Linked DNA regions of Mus musculus: region 1 is linked to region 2. The links are chromatin loops, found by intact Hi-C in ENCODE. Cell type or tissue: left cerebral cortex. All regions are shown on one strand.

Region 1 (8,000 bases), 160 kb before region 2:
AGTTGGGGCTTGTTTAAGATGATAGATTGTGTGCTGCATCAGTGGAGATAATCTCAGAGCTAACTGATCCCAATACTTGGCTTTCTCTTTAGTTTTCTTTGCTTCTTCCTCTATGACACTTATTTTACAATCAAGCCAGGTATCTCTATGAATGTATGGCTTCCCCAGGTAAGGAGATGGCACCCCAGCAGCAGCTGATTAGACTAGAGTGGCTGTAGCTCTCCCCAAATTACTTGAACTGTCTAGGCTGGAGTTTTCCCAGTGATCCCCCATAGCTTGTTGTTATTTGACAATAGTTGGGAGCTGGAAACAGCACTTATCAGCTGCTCCACAATAACAAATATTTCGCGTTAGAATAGAGAGATGAAAAGGAGAGCACATAGGAGTTCTTCCCGTGGGGACAGCAGAGAAAGCATACTGTTCTGGGACTGGCTCTGATGATTGAGATAAGCGTAATCAAACAGGAAGGGCAAAGTGAGAACAGGTGAAGAGGAGAGCAAGAGGCAGGGTTTTGCTTGCAAGTCTATTGACTGTGTCCTTTGCCTTATAGAAGAAGCTTTGTAATTTTATGAGGTCCCATTTGTCAATTCTTGATCTTAGAGCATAAGCTATTGGTGTTCTGTTCAGGAAAATTTCCCCTGTGCCCATGTGCTCGAGGCTCTTCCCCACTTTCTTTTCTATTAGTTTCAGTGTATCTGGTTTTATGTGGAGGTCCTTGTTCCACTTAGACTTGAGCTTTGTACAAGGAGATAAGAATGGATTGATTTGCATTCTTCTACATGCTAACCACCAGTTGAACCAGCACCATTTGTTGAAAATACTATCTTTTTTCCACTGGATGGTTTTAGCTCCCTTGTAAAAGATCAAGTGACCATAGGTGTGTGGATTCATTTCTGTGTCTTCAGTTCTATTCCATTGATCCACCTATTTGTCACTGTACCAGTACCATGCAGTTTTATTTTATTTTATTATTTTTTTTAATCACAATTTCTCTGTAATACAGCTTGAGGTCAGGGATAGTGATTCTGCCAGAAGTTCTTTTATTGTTGAGAATAGAATGACTGAGAAGCACCTAAAGAAATGTTCAACATCCTTAGTCATCAGGGAAATGCAAATCAAAACAACCCTGAGAATCCACCTCACACCAGTCAGAATGGCTAAGATCAAAAACTCAGGTGACACAGGGCGTGGTGGCACACGCCTTTAATCCCAGCACTCGGGAGGCAGAGGCAGGCAGATTTCTGAGTTCAATTCGAGGCCAGTCTGGTCTATAGAGTGAGTTCCAGGACAGCCAGAGCTATACAGAGAAACCCTTTCTCAAAAAACAAAAAAACAAAAAACAACATCAAACAAAACAAAACAGAAACAAACAAACAAACAAACAAAAAAACCCAAAAACTTGAGTGACAGCAAATGCTGGTGAGGATGTGGAGAAAGAGGAACACTCCTCCATTGCTAGTGGGATGGAAAGCTGGTACAACCATTCTGGAAATTAATTTGATGGTTCCTCAGAAATTGGACATATTGCTACCAGAGGACCCAGGTATACATACCACTCTTGTCATATACCCAGAAGATGCTCCAACATGTAATAAGGGCACATGCTCCACTATGTTCATAGCAGCCTTATTTATAATAGCCAGAAGCTGGAAAGAACCAAGATGTTCCTCAACAGAGAAATGGATACAGAAAATGTGGTACATTTACACAATGGAGTACTACTTAGCTATTAAAAACAATGAATTCATGAAATTCTTAGGCAAATGGATGGGACTAGAAAATATCATCCTGAGTGAGGTAACCCAATCCCAGAAGAACACACATGGTATGCACTCACTGATAAGTGGATATTAGCCCAGAAGTTTGGAATACCCAAGATACAATTCAGAGACCACATGAAGCTCAAGACAAAGGAAGAACAAAGTGTGGATACTTTGGTCCTTCTTAGAAGGGGGATCAAAATACCCATGGGAGGAAACACAGAGACAAAGTTTGGAGCCGAAACTTAAGAAAAGGCCATCCAGAGACTGCCCCACCTGGGGATCCATACCATATACAGTTGTCAAACTCAGACACTATTGTGGATGCCAACAAGTGCTTGCTGACAGGAGCTTGATATAGCTGTCTACTGAGAGGCTTTACCAGTGCCTGACAGACACAGAAGTGGATGCTCACAGCCATCCATTGGACTGAGCACTGGGACCTCAATGGAAGAGCCAGAGAAAGGACCCAAGGAGCTGAAGGAGTTTGCAGCCCCATAGGAGGAACAACAACATGAACCAACCAGTACCCCAAGAGTTCCCAGGGACTAAACCACCAACCAAAGAACACACATGGAGTGACCCATGTGTGGCTCCAGCTACATATGTAGCAGAGGATGACCTTGTGGGACATCAATGAGAGGAGTTGGTCCCGTGAAGGCTCGATGCCCCAGTGTAGGGGAATGCCAGGACAGGGAAGCAGGAGTGGATGGGTTGGTGAGCAGGGGGTGGGGGGATGGGATAGGGGAGTTTTCAGAGGGGAATCAGGAATGGGGATAAGATTTGAAATGTAAGTAGAGAAAATATCTAATAAAAAAGAAAGAAAGAATGAAAAGTTTGTGGAGCAATGGAGGAAGATTGGGACAAGACCTTGGCAGCATCAACGTGGCAGATGCTAGATACATGTGTCTAGCTAGAACAAAATCATCCAAGCAATTTATAATTGCATAAATCAAAACAATAGGTCTTCAGTCACGTCGCCAATGTTCTGAGTGCTCAGGAACCACATGAAAAGTGACTAGCAACTACATGGGATAGCCCAGGTCTAGATAATCACAGAAACTTGTATTGGGCAAGAAGAGGTGAGATTAAAGAGAGCTGGCAGTGACAGTGGGCAGTTATATGGCACATGAGACTTGTGCTGACAGAGCTGTGATTTTAAGTGTCAGAGTTCTCTTAACTCACTCAGCAGGTAAATGACATCAGTCACATACACTTCAATTTTTTTTTAATTATCTGTGACAAAACATGCCTAAAAATTAATGTTCTATTCTAACCAGCTCAAGTGTACATTTGAATATAAGTCATGTTTATACATTTGCATATTAAGCTTGTTCACGTTGTTATATACCCAACCTCTAGAAATGTTACATAATTGAAATTCTGTACTCAGTAAATAACTCCCTATTTCATTCTCTATCCCACAACTCCTACCTGTCACTATATTTTGTATTTCTGTGAATTTAATTGCATTTGATAACTTGTGCAGGTAGAGTATTACAATATTTGAGTTTGGTTGGCTTGTTTGCTGACTGGCTGATTTCATGTGGGGTGATGAAATGGCCCTCCACATGAAAGAATTTCTTTCCTTTTAAAAGATAAGTACTACTCTGCTGTGTTATGGTTTAAAATGTCCCATGCGTTTTCCAAGGGTAAATGTGTGGTGTTTGAAGGGCTATTCAGAGTGGTGTCCTTGGAAGGGCTGTAGGTTTACAAGGAAGAAGAGCCTTGTGGGAGGTCCTGTGGTTATTGAGGGAATGCCCTAGAATTGCAGTGCTTAGGACAGGGCTAAGGTTGATTTGTCTCTGCCCAGTTCTCCTGTGCTCCTGGTTCAACATGTAATCCCTCACTCCCTGGATCCTTAGCAACCCTGACCATGGTATTCTGCCATCAATTGCTATAGCCAGTGTCAGGGCCAAGCCCTTGAACCTCAAAATCTTGAGCTAAACCTTCTTCCTCCTAGTAGCCTTGGTGTTTCGTTACTGTGATAAGTGACTAATTCACACCACAGATATGTACATCACCTGAGTGCCAACAGCTCCTGGCTCCCGTCTTCCTGATAGAGGAATAGGGCAGAATCTGGCTTTCAAGTAGGAAAGCTACCCTTGAGCTGTGCAGGGCATCACTGTTGGACAGTGCAGCCCAGATAGAGTGGATTTGCTTCTGTCTGACCTGACTTGGTCCCCAGCACCAACTGAGGTTAAGGAGGCTTTGAGCAAGTTTGCTACATCTTTTTAGGAGGATTGAAGGCAGCTGTTAGAAAACCATCAATCTGTTCAAGGTGAGTGAGGTAATTCCAAATTACTGAGAATCTCCTGCTGCCTTCCTAGACACTTCTGTGAGGCTCACCAGGCATTCATTGCCATAGAGCCAGATGTGCTAGAAAGCCAGTGATCAACCAATATTGCATTTGTTTTGCCATTTGCCCCCAGATATTAGAAAGAAACTATAGAAGTTAAAAAGGGTTTGAGGGTATGAATAGGTCCCAGTTATTAAGGACTGCTCAATAAAGATTTTCAGTTGGAAGAAAAGCAGAACAAAAAGATTGACCCAAGCAATCATGGCAATGCTCAGGGAGATTGATAAATGAGATTCCAGAGAGAGAAGTCAGAATCACCAGAAAGGCTAGAGAAGGACCAAGTGCTTATTGTAAACAAACAGACATTGGAAAAATAAACTCTTGATTTGGAAAAGGGAAAGATTCCCTGTCCTTCCTTGGATAAGGATTAGTGAGGAGGGTGCTCCATTCCTCTGTATCCCAGGAACCCAGGGTACATTTAAGGTAGGGAGCAAATCTGTTAAATTCCTGCTCCATGCCAGCCTGCCCCTACTATCCTGTAATTGGGAGAACCTAGGCATTGGGACCTTGGAAGAGGCCAGTGGCCTACCTCCTCAAAAGACATGATCCTATTTCTGCCAGTTAGCCAGCTTCTTTCCCACAGTTGAGGCTACAGCTCTGTTAGTGGAAGAACATGACCAGCTGACTTAGGGCCAGGAAATATTCCTAACCAGCTTACACTCTGTAGACAGGCAGAGTCCAGTGCAAAATGTCAGAGAAGCTGGCTGAACAGTGCTCACATGCTAGTGCCTTGTAGTAAGTAGAACTTCTGAACTATGAAATAGGGTGTTTGGCAAAAGAAATATACTGGTAAAATTCTGAGGGCTTGTCTTCATGTGTGAAGTGTCTACATGAAACTCTTACTAAACTTAAAATTGTGTTTATAACCATCCTTTCTTACTATCAGAATTTAAATACGCAATTTTATTCCTTAATCTAATGTGTTTATAATATAAAATAACTGTGCATTTGCAAAAACACATTCTGAACATGAGTCGTAGGTTGTTTCTATATGTAAGTATTTTCTCCTCGTTGACTCGCATTGATATTCTCCAACAGGCACCAGTTGATACACAGAAGTCCCTGGTTTTCAATGTAGTCTTACTTGTTTGTCTCCCTTCCTTAGTTCACACAGTTCACACTTGTATAAAGACCTTCTGCATGTTTCAAGGCTATGGGAACATTGTCTAGTGTTATTTTCTAGAAGACGGGCTCCAGACTTTCTGCATCCCTGTGGGTGGGGACTGAGTTTCATCCTCTTTCCATGTGCACCCAGAATCACCTGGGAGACACCCCCTCCCATGTTCTTCAGTGGCTCCACTCATCAAAGCCATGCATGTCCGCTTCTATTCTGATTCTGTTTTAGTTTTTGTACTACTACCCTCTTTCTTATATGCTCTCTTTGTGCCTCGCCTCTTGCTTTCTGTTAGAATTGCTTCCTCCAGTTTTGTTCTTTGTGAAGGTGCATGCGTCCTGTATGAAGAATGAATATTCAACCCATGTAATCCACAGCAAAGAACACCCTTTTGCCACATACTTAGAAATGTAACACTCACTCACTTACTCGCTCACTCAATGCTGCCCCTCTCATGTCCTCAGCTTCCCAGAAGCATCTTTGTAGTCATGTCCCCAATTTAGAGGGTCACCTACCTTCTCCTTCTGTTGTACATAACTGTCCTCTGAGCAAAGCAGTCACTGTCTTCATTAGCATTTTCTTGGTTGGTATTGATATAGGAGGGCTTAGTCCATCCTGGGCAGTGCTATCCTCCAGCAAGTGGCCTTCGGTTATATAAGAAAGGTAGCTGAGTCAACACTCCTCTATGATTTTTGCTTCAGTTCTTGCCTTGACTTTCTTCAATAAGAGACTGTAATGAGGAGAGGGTAGACACTGTTTGCAGCTCCACAGGGAGGAACTCTTGCTGCACTTTTTTGCTTGGCCTGGTTTGCAAGATGTGTTTAGATCTTTTCCTGCTGTAGACCTTGTGTTACTGATTATTTTTTCCCCTCTGGATTCAAAACTTACATTTGGATTATTCTTCATGAATTTTGTATCAGCCTTTGGAGAATGAGTGTCTGGTAAGTTTAGGGTCCTGCTATGAACCCAAATGTGTTTATCTGGGGGAGATAGTGTGGGAGGCATGGTGTCTCGGGTGTTCTTTCAGAGTAAAACATATCTTGAAGAATCCCGGAGTGGCAAGCACCCAGGCAAGGCTATTCCTGGTTTCTCGTTGGTGTATTCTCTTCCTACATGTGGTTATTTTAGTGGATGGTGAAGTTTTATTTTAATCTCTCTGTGTTGTAGTCTTCTTCTCACACATAAAAGGGTGTATGTAGTCTTGGATTTCAACAGTGGAAATAGCTACAGTATACAAACAGCATAATAAAAATAGCCAATGCTGCAATTTAAAATTTTTCTTTTGTTTGCTCTGCCACCTTGACCTGTTGCAGGCTGGCGCTGACTCTCAGTGAAGGACAGTTCATTAAAGCTTTGTTCTTTCCAATGGAGGCATCCACTGGATCAGACCATCTGGCTCTCTATTCTGTGTTGCCTTGATATCTTCTATAAGAAGGACAATTTTCTTCATGGATGCTGCATTTTGACCCCAGGCTCCTTCTGTTCTATCACTGCTATTAAAGAGTCTTGCCTATAACTATGGTTTTTGTTAAACTAACGTGGTACCTGTTTAGGAGGGATGAAGGAATGAAGGTAGTGCCTGATAGATGGGGTCATACCATGTTTTTCTCTTATTGTTCCTGGACTGTGAAGGGAAAAAATCGTGAAAAAAAAACAAACAAACCATTCTCTTATCAAATGGGGACAATGTGCATGTGGGAGAAGGAGCCTATAGAAGAACAAGGAGCAAGCACGCTGGGCAGAGGTTTTTCAAGTTCGTTAAGAAACATGCTCCACTATGTTCATAGCAGCCTTATTTATAATAGCCAGAAGCTGGAAAGAACCAAGATGCCCCTCGACAGAGGAATGGATACAAAAAAATGTGGTACATTTACACAATGGAGTACTACTCAGCTATTAAAAAGAATGAATTTATGAAATTCCTAGGCAAATGGTTGGACCTGGAGGGCATTATCCTGAGTGAGGTAACCCAATCACAAAAGAACTCAAATGATTTGTTCTCACTGATAAGTGGATATTAGCCCAGAAACTTAGAATACCCAAGATATAAGTTACAATTTACAAAACACATGAAACTCAAGAACGAAGACCAAAGTGTGGACAGTTTGCCCCTTCTTAGAATTGGGAACAAAACACCCATGGAAGGAGTTACAGAGACAAAGTTTGGAGCTGAGACAAAAGGATGGATCATCTAGAGACTGCCATATCCAGGGATCCATCCCATAATCAGCCTCCAAACGCTGACACCATTGCATACACTAGCAAGATTTTGCTGAAAGGACCCTGATATAGCTGTCTCTCTTGTGAGACTATGCCGGAGCCTAGAAAACACAGAAGTGGATGCTCACAATCAGCTATTGGATGGATCACAGGGCCCCCAATGGAGGAGCTAGAGAAAGTATCCAAGGAGCTAAAGGGATCTGCAACCCTGTAGGTGGAACAACATTATGAACTAACCAATACCCCTGAGCTCTTGACTCTAGCTGCATATGTATCAAAAAGATGGCCTAGTCGGCCATCACTGGAAAGAGAGGCCCATTGGACTTGCAAACTTTATAGGCCCCAGTACAGGGGAATGCCAGGGCCAAAAAGTAGGAGTGGGTGGGTAGGGGAGTGGGGGGGGGGTATGGGGGACTTTTGGGATAGCATTGGAAATGTAAATGAGGAAAATACCTAATAAAAAAAAGAAATAGGTTATCTACAGATACTTGTAAAAACCATAAAACCCCCAGACAATGAAGAGCAAATCCTCCCATGTTTGAGAAGG
Region 2 (8,000 bases):
ATATTCCAAAGTTTATTGTTCCTGTCATACATATGAAGAATCAGAGACTTGATATATATATATATATATATATATATATATATATATATATATATATATATATATATACTGTGGTGGGGATGGAAGCCATGCCTGTGGGTATGCTGAGGACGAACTCTACCCTAGCTTGCAATTGTTGAAGAGAAGATAAAGAACTATTGCTGTAAAGCAGAGTCTTGAGGGTTTAAGTTGGCATTTTCTTGTTCTGTCTTCCTGGTTCTTCTTTGTGTTCCCTAGAATCTTATGTGATTCCCTGAAAAATCCCAGGAACCCAAACACAAGAATATCTGTCCTCCTCAAATGAACTTGCACAGGCACCAACTCTACTAGGTATTTTAGCTCACTGGATCTCTAAGAAGGGAGACAAGGGAAGGCTTGCCACACCATACTCCTGCATGACAGCCCCACTCAAACACTGGCTAGAAGCAGACACCAAGGGCTACATCAGCCTGACCCAAGGGACATGTGGGATGAATAAATTACTGTCCTCAATGAGCTCCTTTGTAGAAAAGGCCACACAGACATTAGTGTAGAGAACAACTGTGTTTCCAGTGTGGAAAGACAGTTCTCCTTTGTGGGGGCTTAGAGCTGCTAATTAACAGCTAATGTTTTCTTTTCAGGCAAGGCTGCATGAAATATTAGGATTTCCCAGATCATTAATGTATTTGAATTTTATTCCCGTTCTCCTTGATAGACTTTATGTCTACTCCTCCTGATATTTCATGATAGCATCAATTAAATAACAAATGAGCATAATAAGAATAATAAGAATATTAATATCCATAAAAAGGCTTTTGAGATTTTAGAATCTGTGATTTACAAGCAACTTATTATTTACATAGAAAACCAGAGTATTTGATGATTAAGTTGGAGGAACTGCTTGGTGGTTTCTTAAAGAACTCAGTATGTAACATGACTATGGAGATCATGTGAGATTTCCACAAAGGGAAGTGTTTCCATGGTACAGCTGACAGTCTTCAAGTGCTATGCCTGGAGTGGCACCTTTTACAGAGCATGCATGGATTCTATGGGGGACAGACAGGGTCAGGGAGGGAAGGTGGAACATTCATTCGTGATGTAGCACTGTACTCTTCTCGAGGTCAGTGAAGGAGAATGATAGTCCTGTCACAGTGCCAACAGGTGGAAGAGCAGTATGAGCTACAAATTCCAGCTATTTATGCAACTTTAAACATCCCAGTAGCGGAACCTAGAAATTAATACAAAGGTAGAGGTAATTTAATAATCTGTTTCATGTTCCTTAAACATTCAATATATATGATCTTCCTGTTTGGAATCAGTTTAACAATGGAATATTTACATATTTATTTCTTATTAGGTATTCAAAATATATGTTTATTTTATACCTAATAGCACAGATAGATTAAAACTAACTACATTCAAGTGCTAAGAAATAGCCTGTGGCTGGTGGAGACTGGGCTGAATGGCACATCACTACTGTGCTGTTAGGAATGGCTTATTTTATTTTATTTTATTTTATTATATATAGATGGGAGAGGAAGCACTTCCTAAAGACTTCTGCAGGTCATAGAAGAGTTGCAGGACACTCTTCTTGAGAGTAGCTGAGAGCTTAGCCTCCGTGGGTAGGCACCGGGGAAGCTGGCTTTGGAGACATGCAAGGAGCCTGTGGGTATCTTCTTCCTCCAAAGCCTCTGTGCATCGCTGGGTGCATCAAAAACTCCAAGTCTCACGTGCTCTGTGGTGACATCACCCAGCCTTTCATTCTTCATCTCTAATTCTCTGTGCTTGGGATAAAAGATGAACTGAAGGTTAGATCTCCTCATAGGGAGCTAAGGTCAGCATCCTCTCATGAAGCATGGCAGTGTCAAAGTGGGGTTCCTTCCTCATTAGAGCTATGATGGACAATCCAAAAGGAGAGGTGAAACTAAGACTCATATGGTATAGACCAGCAGATTGCTCAGAACTGAAAAGGATAAGTTTGGTGGCTTCCTTCTATACCCATCTGCCAAGACCAGAATCAGCAGATTTATTCAATTTCTAACTTGAGATAAAACACACATGGAAAATGTTTAGGGAATGTTGAAACCACAGTCTTTATTCTGGGCTTTCACTCTTCCCTGTAGTAAAAAATATATGAATAGAACACAAAGTCCTCCCTTTCATCAAACTTGCAGAATATATCTAAAACAAAATGCAGTTCATATATTTAATTATGTTCAGGAATAATATGGATATGATATAGATATGGATTTCATACAGGAATATATAGGATGACAAAAACACAGGAAGGTGGGAAGTAAGAGTGGAGAAAAACCTTTAGCTTTGTGGGCAGAGAGCATCTTGGAGAAAGTGACCTTTGGATGGAGATGAGACTAAAGATGAGTGTATCTTCGGGTGAGAGTAGGCAAGGAGGAGGCAGTGAGCAAGGCTCGTCATAGGAAGGAGTGAGCAGGATGGTGACAGGAGTTACAGGGAACCATGCAGTGCTGGATTGACTCAGAAGATCGTAACTTACCTTGATTTAGTCACTGTGTGGGATAGTAACACCACACACTATTATTTTGGCAAGCTCAACATGGCTTCTTTGAGGAGACATGGATGCCTAAAACTAGTTCTTCAGGCTTTTGAACATTCAGAGGAGAGACAATGTTGTGATAAAGGATAGAGATACAGGAAAGAGCAGAGAGACCTAAGATCATACAGCAATGGCACCAGGCATGAAGAAAAGAGTTCAGACTTTCAAGTGATAAAGCCAGATTAAGGCTTTCACCCTTTCTTTGCCAGCAGTGCAGTCTGGTGACTCAGGCCAATTTTGTGGCATTCCTTCTTGGCTTCAGCTAAAGCCAGGAACAGTGGCTGCCTTTTATAAAGATCCGAGTTGTTTCTCACCATTTCGATTTGGATGGCTGCAAAATGAAGCATGGGGCATTTAAAACAGCAGCTCTGTGGTTCTTTTTTGATTGTGTGGGTTGAATATGTAATCTGTGCTTTCTGATGAGAAGTGTCTGGAACACAAAGGTAACCTGAAGGTGGGGCTATAGGCCATCATCTGGCCCTGAGCTGTCAAATAGTCTCCATCCTCTTGTATATTACAGTATATCTGTGGCTACTTCGCCCCCCCCCCCAGAAAACTTTTCCAAGCATAAGGAAGTATGAACTTCTGAGCCCCAAGGCACCACTATGACGTGGCAGTGTTACCTCTTAGCACATTCCTGGTGCAAACCTCAGAGGAAGAGGTGAATATGGCCACAGAAATCACAGGAAACAGGTCAGCCCCTGGACTAGATATGGGTCCTTGGACAGTCCCCAGCTGTGCAATTCCATCAACCCAGCAAGCCACTCTGCACATTTGACTCTTCATACCAAGTGAGGATCACAGTTATAACAGCACATAGGGAGCAGACGTTGTTTTGAGACAAGGTCTTGCAGCTCAGGGTAGCCTAAAACTCAGGATCCTTCCGACATATCCTTCAGAGTGCTATAAGTATAGGTATATTGCACAATGTTCAGAGCACATAAGAGTTTTTTAAGAACACAATAAGCTTTACTTATTTGCATTTTCTCTTTGTATATTTTTAGTTAGTTATGGTCAAGAATAGTTGGAAATTACAGAGCAATATAGTAAGATATCTAGAGAAAGACACACAAGGGAGGAAGGAGGGAGAGAAAAAGAGAATGAGAGAGAAAGAATGAGGGAGAAGAAGAGGGAGAGAGAGATTTTGGGTTAGATTATTTTAATTGCAATTTTATTTTATAATTGTTTGTCTTTAATGTCAGTTAGTGATCTCTGTGCTGGGTTGAATGTAAATTGTCTCCAATAGACTCATGCATTGGAACACTGAGTCTCTAGTCAGTGTTTGGGAAGTCAATATAATTGGTAGGAGGCAGAGATTTGCTAGAGGAATTATGTCACTGGGGATGGACTTGGAGGTTTTTAGTCTTGCCCTACTTCCTATTCTTTCTCTAAGCTTCATGCATATGTGAAAAAATGTAATCAGCCAGCTTCCTGCCACCATGCTATGCCTTCCTCAACATGGTGACATGTAATTCTTCTGGAGCTGCAAACCAAAATAAAGTCTATGTTCTTTAAGTCACTTTTGGTCATGGTGTTTTATTACAACAACAGAAACTAACTAATATAATCTCTTGCCATGATGCAGGAGTCTTGGAATGTACCTCTCACAAATAAGAACAGACTGCTGTCTTATACGGGATGTTAGCAAGAAGTGAATACGCTCTCGGTAGCTGACGCTTTGTGTAGGGGTGGGTGGTGATCTTCACAAAGCACAATCTAAGTGAGACATCTCAAACCATCCCAGAAACAAGAAATGCAAATTAGAACTATTTTGAGGTTCCACTCATCCCAGTCAGAAGAGCAACAAGCAAACAAATGACAACAAATGCTGGCAAAGATGTAGGGAGAGAAAAACATGTATCCGCTGTTGGTGGGGGTATCAGCTAGTGGACCCACTATGGAAATTAGCAGGGAGGTTTTTCAAAACACTAAAAATAGAACTACCATATGACCTATCTATACTGTTCCCAAGCAGAGGCACCTAGAGGACTCATCTGCATATTCATATTTATCAGGGCTTTATCCACAATAGCTAGGGAGCAGAATCAGCCTAGCTGTCCATCAACAGAGAAATGGATAATGAAAGTATATACTCACAATGGAATTTTATTCAGCTGTAAAAATGAAATTGTGAGATTCTCAGGAAAATATATGAAAATGAAAAATATTTTGAGCACAGTAACCCAGCCTTAGGAAGACATATGTTCTTTGTCATCTGTAGATTCTTGCCTTTAACATTAAATATGTGAATCCAGGTTGGAGAAAATATGAATAAAGGCCAGGAAACTAGAAAGAAGCCCATGTGACTGGAAAAATAATGGGTGGGAGGGAGAGAGAGAGAGAGAGAGAGAGAGAGAGAGAGAGAGAGAGAGAGAAAGAGAGAGAAAGCAAGAGGCTTGAAGTCAATAGTAGCATCCAAACTGCAGTGTGAGGCTACCCTGGCACTCCATAGACATTAGGAAATTTGTCAGAGCTGTGCTGTCACCTTGTTCATGCTAGGGAATAAATGGCAATGAGATGGTTGCCATCACATCACTTAGAGAGTCAGAGACATTTGGGTTTGAATTATTGTTATAAATTGAATTATTGTAATAGTAGCTAAAGAGAAGGTTCAAAGGTATGACAGTTAGCCACTCAAGGAAAGTGTAGGGGATAGAAGAGACATTTGATTTTGAGCTCCGGTGTCTGCTTTTGTCATGTCATTGCACCAGTTCCCATGTCTCCCAGCATGAACTTTATTCTAGCATCGTTGCTGATGAGATATGGGACTCATGGCTTACAGGCAGGTAAAGTGACTCACCCAGGGTCATCCAGGAAGTGGGTGGAAAGAGCAGGGCTCGAATTCTAGCCCTTTAGCTACAGAGGTCAAGTCCTTTGCTTTACTCATGCTGATTCTCAGTAGGGCTTTGTGACTGGAATTTTCTGCATTTCCTTTTGTTCCTCCCTCAAGCACTTCCACCATTATTGACCATGAATCACTATAATTCTATAGGCTATACTGCCGAATTCTATAACAGAAACTACGAAAATATATTCTGTTTTCCCCAGTGCTTAGCATGATCCATGTCTAAGCTTGTTTATATTGTCAACTTAATACAACCTAGGAGGGGAGAAATTCAATTGAAAACTTGCCTCCATCAGATTATCTCCTGTGGACATGCCTGTAAGTGATTATCTTAATGGTTAATTAATACAGGAGGGCCCAGAGCCATCCCCTGGCAAGGGATCTTGGGCTATGTAAGAATACTAGTGGAGGACCCAGAGAATGAGATTTCTTATGCAAATTCAGTTCCAGTTCCTTCCTGAAGTCCCTCATTGCTGGACTGTGACTTGGAAGTGTAAGGTGGAATGAGCTCTTTTCTCCCCAAGTTGCTTTTAGTCATGGCACTTGTCACAGCACTAGGAAAAACTAACTAGAGCAATCCATTTATGCTATAGTCTTGGAGTTCACGTATGTCCACATAGAGATCTTAGAAGTGACTCACTCTGCACTGGTAAGCAAGAGCCTTTATGCTCTTTGACACCCTGTGGCACACAGAGCGATGCTAAAGATTTTCTCTCCTACTTTTCAGAATGCTAGAGGAACGTGTCCTGTGTGCTGAGTCTTAAAGCATGTGTAGTCTTGAAGTTAAGTCCCTGCGTTTGAGTTGGTGTTCTTCGTTGTGCTCTTAAGTCTGTGTATAAGGCACGCACACTCCTGAATGAATGAGGTGATGCTCCAGTGTCCCGTGCGTTCACAAACCCTGCCTTTTCTCCTGGACTCTGAGCATGGTGTTCCCTTCCCTTCATAGTAAGTACTGTCCATCAGTATGGGATAAGTACTGTCCTTCTGGAAGATTCTCAAAACTTAACCACTGGTGTCTGTGAATGTGGTTTTATTTCTAAACTGGGTCTTTGCAAACTATCAACTTAAGTTTAAGATGGACCTTAATTCAGTGTGGCTGTGACTTTATATTAAAGGACAGTTGGAAACCGACATTCATAGAACAATGTGAGGGCATGGGGAGAAGAGAGCTGAGTACACTGTGTGGAATCAGTCACCCAATTCTGGGTGACAGATGAGGACCAGGCTCTGTTGAGCAGAGGTATCCACCCTGCTCACATAAGGATGTCAAGGTCTGTGCCAAATGCCTTTTCTATCAAGTGTCCCCAATTTATGCAGTTTATCATTTCAACTGGCTACCACTCTCATTAAGAAAACATGTAAACATGATTCTATTCAATTATTTATGTAAGCTCTTCCTTCTCGCATTATAACATTAACCCAATGGAGTGAGGAACTTGCTGTCCTGTCTTTCAAAGAGCCTGGCGTGAAGGGCCAACATCAGATTCTTGAATCATCACAGTTGAGTGTCAAAGAGCCCAAAGTAGCAGACAAAATGGTACTGTGGTTGTACCCAGCCATTGAGGTGGCACATGTTTTTGTCTGATTTTCTAAAGTCTAGACACAATGGGCACCCAAATGGCCTCTAAAGATTCCCTGTTGGGGAGCTAGGGAGGAAAGCCAGGTAGGAAAATATCAGGAGGAAAGAAGTGGAGAAGAGCAGAGTTGAGGTTTGCATATCAGGTGAAAACAGGGATAGAAGATGGCTCTGAGTGTAAACAAGCTTACTATACAACCATGAGGCCCTTCGTTCCCATCCTTAGAACTCCCACAGTAGAACAAGACAGTACCATAGTGTAGGGTGGTGGGCAGAGACAGGAGGTATCTAAGGTTTACTGGCTGCCAGCCTGGATCCCTGTTCCGTGAGAGACCCTGTTTCAAGGAAATACAGTCGATCTGAACAGGATTCCTCTTCCTCTGGACTCTAAATGTACTCAGGTATGTGCAAGTGTACACACATGTGTACATACTACACAACACACACACACACACACACATACACACATGAGTAAAAATATGAAAGAGGACGAATCTCAAAGGAGTACTAGCAGTAATCTTTTGATAGCTGCTGTCATGTTTTCTTTTCTACTTGACTCCTTTGGGCACTGCTGTGTACAGAGTTCAGAAATCAACCAAAGACACGTGCTGTCTCCGTGGATATGTGCATCCATGGGTCCTTTTAATCTGAAACTGTGGACTCTTTGACTTTCAAGTGTGCTGATTCCAGGATCTACTAAAAATAAATGTTTGCCTTATTGACATGCTGGCTCATTTTCAAATTGCTTAAAAAAAAAAAAAACAGAGTCTTTTCTGCAGCTGAGGTTTGTGTAACCTTTATCGATCTTATTTTACTCCTAATTACACGTGTTCTTCATTTGTAGCTAACAGAAGCTCTTGTCACCGATCCTGTCAAATTTGATCCATGACACTTTAATTATTGTAATCTTTTCTCCTGCAATAGTAGCAAGGGTTGTCCATATACATTTTCGTTAGCCTGAATCTTTACACAAAGAAATGAGAATT

Evidence for each region. A loop is a pair of places that touch in the nucleus more often than their neighbours do. Peaks named below come from ENCODE experiments on the same cell type or tissue, not always from the same donor. Only the 100,000 strongest peaks of a DNase experiment are listed, where the experiment ranks them.
Region 1: a loop joins it to region 2, with 2.4 times the contacts of the local background. A loop is called at or near these places in 2 of 42 quality-filtered maps.

Annotation. Positions count from the first base shown.
Region 1 is chr5:39,056,985-39,064,984 of GRCm38, forward strand. No RefSeq gene overlaps it. Among named protein-coding and RNA genes, the nearest start is that of Gm46937, 21 kb to the right of the region's middle. In left cerebral cortex, no CTCF peak of the experiment used is centred here; DNase peaks (open chromatin) are centred at 4,803 and 6,270; H3K27ac peaks cover 1,214 bases.
Region 2 is chr5:39,212,248-39,220,247 of GRCm38, forward strand. Gm40293 (a long non-coding RNA gene) reads right to left here. Exons shown (of 4, transcript XR_868387.1): 4 at 929-1,246. Among named protein-coding and RNA genes, the nearest start is that of Gm40293, 91 kb to the right of the region's middle. In left cerebral cortex, a CTCF peak has its summit at 3,030; DNase peaks (open chromatin) are centred at 498, 1,949, 2,505, 2,907 and 1 more place; H3K27ac peaks cover 812 bases.